Linked DNA regions of Homo sapiens: region 1 is linked to region 2. The links are chromatin loops, found by intact Hi-C in ENCODE. Cell type or tissue: A673. All regions are shown on one strand. Links, peaks and the distances in the headings refer to the core of each region. The heading gives the core; the rest is flanking DNA. Region 1 overlaps GBF1 (golgi brefeldin A resistant guanine nucleotide exchange factor 1). Region 2 has its middle 17 kb from the start of NOLC1.

Region 1 (2,912 bases), core at 103-2,602, 170 kb after region 2:
ATGCCTGTAATCCCAGCACTTTGGGAGGCCGAGGCAGGCAGATCACAAGGTCAGGAGATCAAAACCATCTTGGCCAACATGGTGAAATCCCATCTCTACTAGAAAATACAAAAATTAGCTGGGTGTGGTGGCATGTGCCTGTAGTCCCAGCTACTCGGGAGGCTGAGCCAGGAGAATTACTTGAACCGGGGAGGTGGAGGTTGCAGTGAGCCAAGATCACTCCACTGCACTCTAGCCTGGTGACAGAGCGAGACTTTGTCTCAAAAAAAAAAAAAAAGAAAAAAAAAAAAGAAAGAAATGAACTGGTATACAATATAGAGAACACTGGACTGCTGTGACTCTAGAGCTAAAAACTAGAACAATATCTTAGTTATCTTTATTATACACTTTATTCCATGCATTGTACCAAGTGTTTTACATGCATCAAATGAGATAGTGTGTAAATTGCTTAATACCATGCCTGGCACATAGTATACGCTCAGTGAATGTTAGTTGCTATTATTATTTATTTTAAATGTAATTTATTTAAATTATCTAATACCCATTTACAAGTAATAAAATTAGAGACCCAGAACACTTAAGTAATTAAAGTCACATAGCTATTAAGTTGCAGAACTGGGATTTGAATCGTCCACGAAAGCCCATGATTCTACCTAGAGCCCTTAGCTTCTAGTCCTGGTTCCAATACTAACTGGCCTTGTACAAATTACTTAACTTCCCTAAATCTCAGTTACCTCATTATAAATTATTTTCAGGCCCTATTTTAGCTGTAATATCCTAGGATTTGGAGGATTTTCCTGAACAGTCAAAAATTATGACTTATTTTTGTAGGGTATGGTTTAATCTCTGAGTAACAGTTCCCTAGAAAACTGATGCAGCCTACAAACTGCTGCTTATACACAAAGAGATATATACAGAAGTTGAAAGTATTTTAAAAATTTTATAACAATGTGACAGTAGTTACATGTATGTTGATTCTAGTAATAAAAAAATTGGACTTTATGTTTTTAAAATTTTTCTAGTAATTAACTGTATTTTATAAAACTATGGGTCTGCACGGGCTGGGCGAGGTGGCTCACGTCTGTAATCCCAGCACTTTGGGAGGCCGAGGTGGGCGGATCACGAGGTCAGGAGGTCGAGACCATCCTGGCTAACGCGGCGAAACCCCATCTCTACTAAAAATACAAAAAGTTAGCCGGGCATGGTGGTGGGCGCCTGTAGTCCCAGGTACTCGGGGGGCTGAGGTGGAAGAATGGTGCGTGGGGGAGCTTGCAGTGAGCCAAGATCTCGCCACTGCACTCCAGCCTGGGCGACAGAGCGAGACTCCGCCTCAAAAAAAAAAAAAAAAACTATGGGTCTGCAGTGGATTGACATAAAGAAGAAAAAACTGCTCTTCATCACAGATAATTTGACAAGCACTATTCTAGATAACCATCTGAACATCTCACCAGGATTATAAATTCAAATTTGTTTGTTTTTAAATTACATGTTTACAAAAAGTTACCCCTTAAATTAGAAATATCCTTACTAAAGGCTGGACGTGGAGACTCACGCCTGTAATCACAGCACTTTGGGAGGCTGAGACAGGTGGACCACCTGAGGTCAGGAGTGCAGTTTGAGACCAGCCTGGCCAACATGAAGAAACCCCATCTCTACTAAAAATATAAAAATTAGCTGGGCCTGGTGGTACATGCCTGTAATCCCAGCTACCTGGGAGGCTGAGGCAGGAGAATCGCTTGAACCCAGGAGGCAGAGGTTGCAGTGAACCGAGATCACACCACTGCACTCCAGCCTGGGTGACAGAGCAAGACTCTGTCTCAAAAAGAAAGAAAGAAAGAAAGAAATATCCTTACTAGTGATGCCCCACTAGGAGTTCAACTTGCCCCCAACCCCACTTGTTGCAGAGTTGCTCCTGTTAGAGCTTCTCTTATGCTCCTGGCAATCAACAGTTGAACCTAGAGAGCAAAACTCTTGTTCTCCCTAGACAAAACTCTTTAAGGAAAGTTAACTTTATATATCATGATTCTCTTTTTTGGAAGAGGTAGGGAAGTGACATGATAATGAAGGTTCCTGGTGGGCTCATTAAAAAGTTTAACCCTTCTAGTTTTTCATCAGTAGGTTTCTATAAAGCACTGACTTACCAAATGAAAGTACTGGAATGAACATATCTTAGCAGTCATAGATTCCAACAACCTTCTTCTTTTTTTTTTTTTTTTTTTTTGAGACAGAGTCTCCTTCTGTCACCCAGGCTGGAGTGCAGTGGTGCAGTCTCGGCTCACTGTAGCCTCTGCCTCCCAGGTTGAAGCAATTCTCATGCCTCAGCCTCCAAAGTAGCTGAGATTACAGGCACGTGCCACCACACCAGGCTAATTTTTTTTGTATTTTTATTAGAGACATGGTTTCACTATGTTGGCCAGGCTGATCTGAAACTCGTGACCTCAAGTGATCCACTCACCTCGGCCTCCCAAAGTGCTGGGATTAGAGGTGTGAGCCACTGCGCCCAGCCGATTTCAACTATCTAATTTGACAGATGAAGGTCTTGGGTATCATATATCTGGCTATTGATAGGAGTGAGACTAGTCCATTGACTGAATTGTATGCTGTGTGAGGGTTACACACAGAGCCTCGGCTGGGTGCGGTGGCTTACACCTGTAATCCCAGCACTTTGGTAGGCCAAGGCAGGCGGATTACCTGAGGTTGGGAGTTTGAGACCAGCCTGACAAACATGGAGATACCCCGTCTCTACTAAAAATACAAAATTAGCTGGGCGTGGTGGCGCTCATCAGTACAGTGATGAGAGAAACCAAGAAGATCTGAATAATGGAGAGACATACCAAGTTCATGAATTGGTAGGCACAACATAGCAAAGATATCATGTCTCCCCAAATTGATCTATAGACTCAATGCAATTC
Region 2 (2,912 bases), core at 107-2,606:
TGCCCCTCTGCATCATGCTTCATGGACACAGGCAGGAGACTTCCTAATGCCCTGTTGGGGGCTTGCCCTTCGCCCGGTGTAGCCTTACTGCAACCCTGTTAGGTGGGTATCGAGTAGATCATTCCATTTGGGGCCAGGTAAGTCTTTGCTTTTGAGGACTGTCCTGTGTGTTGTAGGATGTGTGGCAGCGTCCCTGGCCTCTAACACTGCATGCCAATAGTTTCCCCTAGTTGTGACAACCAAAAACGGCTCCAGGCATTGCCAAATATTTTCTGGGAAGGAAAATTGCCCCTAGTTGAAAACCACTACGGAAACAGCCCTGAGTATCAAATGATTTACTTAGGGTTGATGAAACTGCAACTTAGTGGCACATTGAGACAAGAACACAGGTCTCTGTATGTCCAAACATGGAGCTACCTGTATTCAATAGTCTTTGTGAACCTGCTATGTACTCGTCATAGAACTCCCAGAGAGCTCAGTGTCTAATGGGGAAAGTCAGGCATGGGAATGGTTTCTGTGCACTGAGCTGAGTTCTGTCCCAAACTGAAGGTCAGAGTAGCACCCCTAAGGGTACAAGCAAGAAAATACTTGGCTTGGCCCGGTGTGGTGGCTCACACCTGTAATCCCAGCACTTTGGGAGGCCGAGGCAGGCAGATCACGAGGTCAGGAGTTCGAGACCAGCCTGGTCAACATAGTGAAACCTCGTCTCTACTAAAAATACAAAAAATTAGCCAGGTGTGGTGGCAGGCGCCTGTAATCCCAGCTACTCAGGAAACTGAGACAGGAGAATCGCTTGAAACCGGAAGGCGGAGGTTGCAGTGAGCCAAGATCGTGCCACTGCACTCCAGCCTGGGCAACAAAGTGAAACTCTGTCTCAAAAAAAAAAAAAAAAAAAAAGAAGAAGAAGAAGAAGAAAAGACTTGGCTGATGGTGGCCTAGGATTCTGAAGACAGCTGCAGTTTGCCAGGAGCGAGAAAAGTGCATACCGTGTAAGGAAGAGTGCCTTTTCCAGTGGGAGAAGAGGGCTGTTAGAATGGGTCAAGCAGAGGTGTGCGGGAGGTGGGGGCAAGATACTGCGAAATTTCACTGAGAGTTCAATGTCAATGGCCTTTTGTACCTAAGTTAGGAATTAGTACTTTATTTTGTCCACCTGAGTATGTTAGGAGATTTGATAGTCTAATACAATACTCCTGGCACTAATCCGGTTGCGGTGAAAGCACTATTTCTGCCGGACCACGAAGTTCTCAAATCCCTCCTGCAGAGCCTGTCTGCAGTTACCGATGGGGCCAGTAGGTGGCGATGTTGCCCCCCTGTTTAGGGAGCTGGGCTGGACTTAAATAGAAGCTTAACTCCTTACTTACTCCAGTGCTATTCAACAAACTTGAAGAGCCGGGCGCAGTGGCTCACGCCTGTAATCCCAGCACTTTGGGAGGCGGAGGCGGGCGGATCACGAGGTCAGCCGATCGAGACCAACCTGGTTAACACAGTGAAACCCCGTCTCTACTAAAAATACAAAAAATTAGCGGGGCGCCGTGGCGGGCGCCTATATAGTCCCAGCTACTCGGGAGGCTGAGGCAGGAGAATGGCGTGAGCCCGGGAGGCGGAGCTTGCAGTGAGCCGAGATAGCGCCACTGCACTCCAGCCTGGGCGACAGAGCGAGACTCCGTCTCAAAAAAAAAAAAAAACACCTTGAAGAGCCCACTGTGAGCCTTTGGATACACAGATGAATAAGACACAGGCCCTCATCTGAGGCTCTTTAGTTTTGGAAATTAGAGAAGGGGTTTTTTGTTTGTTTGTTTGTTTGTTTGTTTTGAGACAGAGTCTCGCTCTGTCGCCCAGGCTGGAGTGCTGTGGTGCCATCTCGGCTCACTGCAAGCTCTGCCTCCTGGGTTCACGCCATTCTCCTGCCTCAGCCTCCCGAGTAGCTGGGACTACAGGCGCCCGCTACGGCGCCCAGCTAATTTTTTTGTATTTTTTAGTAGAGACGGGGTTTCACCGTGCTCTCCATCTCCTGACCTCATGATCTGCCCGCCTCGGTCTCCCAAAGTGCTGGGATTACAGGCGTGAGGCACCGCGCCCGGCCGAGAAGGGAGGTTTTCTGGTCTCTGGTCTGTACTGGTTATCCATGAGAGGTTACCTGATACCTGAAAGCCAGTGGCAGGCAACATGGCTTGTAGAAGATTAATGTTCCCCGTGGAACCCCAACCCTACCTCCAGGTCCTGGCAGGGCCTTCGGGCTCCTGCAAGGGTGACCGGCTGCAGATCCCACTGCTGATGGAAATTGCGGGCCTGTGTTCTTCCTAGGTCTGGGAGCTCAGAGGCTTTGATGCCTTCTCCTCTCTCCTCTCTCTTCCCTCCTCTCCCAGCATAATCTCAAGGAGCTCAGGATTGAGGAGAACAAATGCCAGGCTTCCGCCTTGGAAGTGGATACTTCCAAGTGGCAGAGGAAGTACAGAGTATTTCAAGAAATTAGCCTGCCAAACAGAAATTTATCCATTCAGCAAAAATTCATCCATTCAGAAAATATGAGTGGCTGCCATGCGCCAGGTACATGACATGTGATCCTGTGTGGTAGCTGTTGCAGATACAATCCTGAATGAACAAAAAACACAGTTCCAGCAATCAAAGTTTACTCAAAAAAAGTTTTGTTTACTCAAAAAAGACAAAAAGTTTGTCCGACTAGTGAGGGACAAAAATATTAATCCTCACAAATAAATGTGTAAATACAAACTTCAGTGTGTGAAGGCAGGTTGTACAGAGCTATGAGAGCATGTAATAGGGGCAGCTGACCCATGTGGTGGTGGGACTTCCTCATGGATAGCATGACCATGTAACTTTTTTTTTTTTGAGACGGAGTCTGGCTCTGTCGCCCAGTCTGGAGTGCAGTGGCCTGATCTCCGCTCACTGCAAGC

What was found. Peaks named below come from ENCODE experiments on the same cell type or tissue, not always from the same donor. Only the 100,000 strongest peaks of a DNase experiment are listed, where the experiment ranks them.
Region 1: it touches region 2 in a loop (4-fold over the local background); 15 of 110 quality-filtered maps call a loop at or near these places.

Annotation. Positions count from the first base shown.
Region 1 is chr10:102,336,038-102,338,949 of GRCh38, forward strand. The region is part of intron 3 of GBF1 (golgi brefeldin A resistant guanine nucleotide exchange factor 1); the gene reads left to right. Among named protein-coding and RNA genes, the nearest start is that of NFKB2, 58 kb to the right of the region's middle. In A673, for the core only: no CTCF peak of the experiment used is centred there; no DNase peak of the experiment used is centred there.
Region 2 is chr10:102,168,308-102,171,219 of GRCh38, forward strand. No RefSeq gene overlaps it. Among named protein-coding and RNA genes, the nearest start is that of NOLC1, 17 kb to the left of the region's middle. In A673, for the core only: a CTCF peak has its summit at 1,288 (motif pointing right); a DNase peak (open chromatin) is centred at 1,324; H3K4me3 peaks cover 420 bases; H3K27ac peaks cover 761 bases.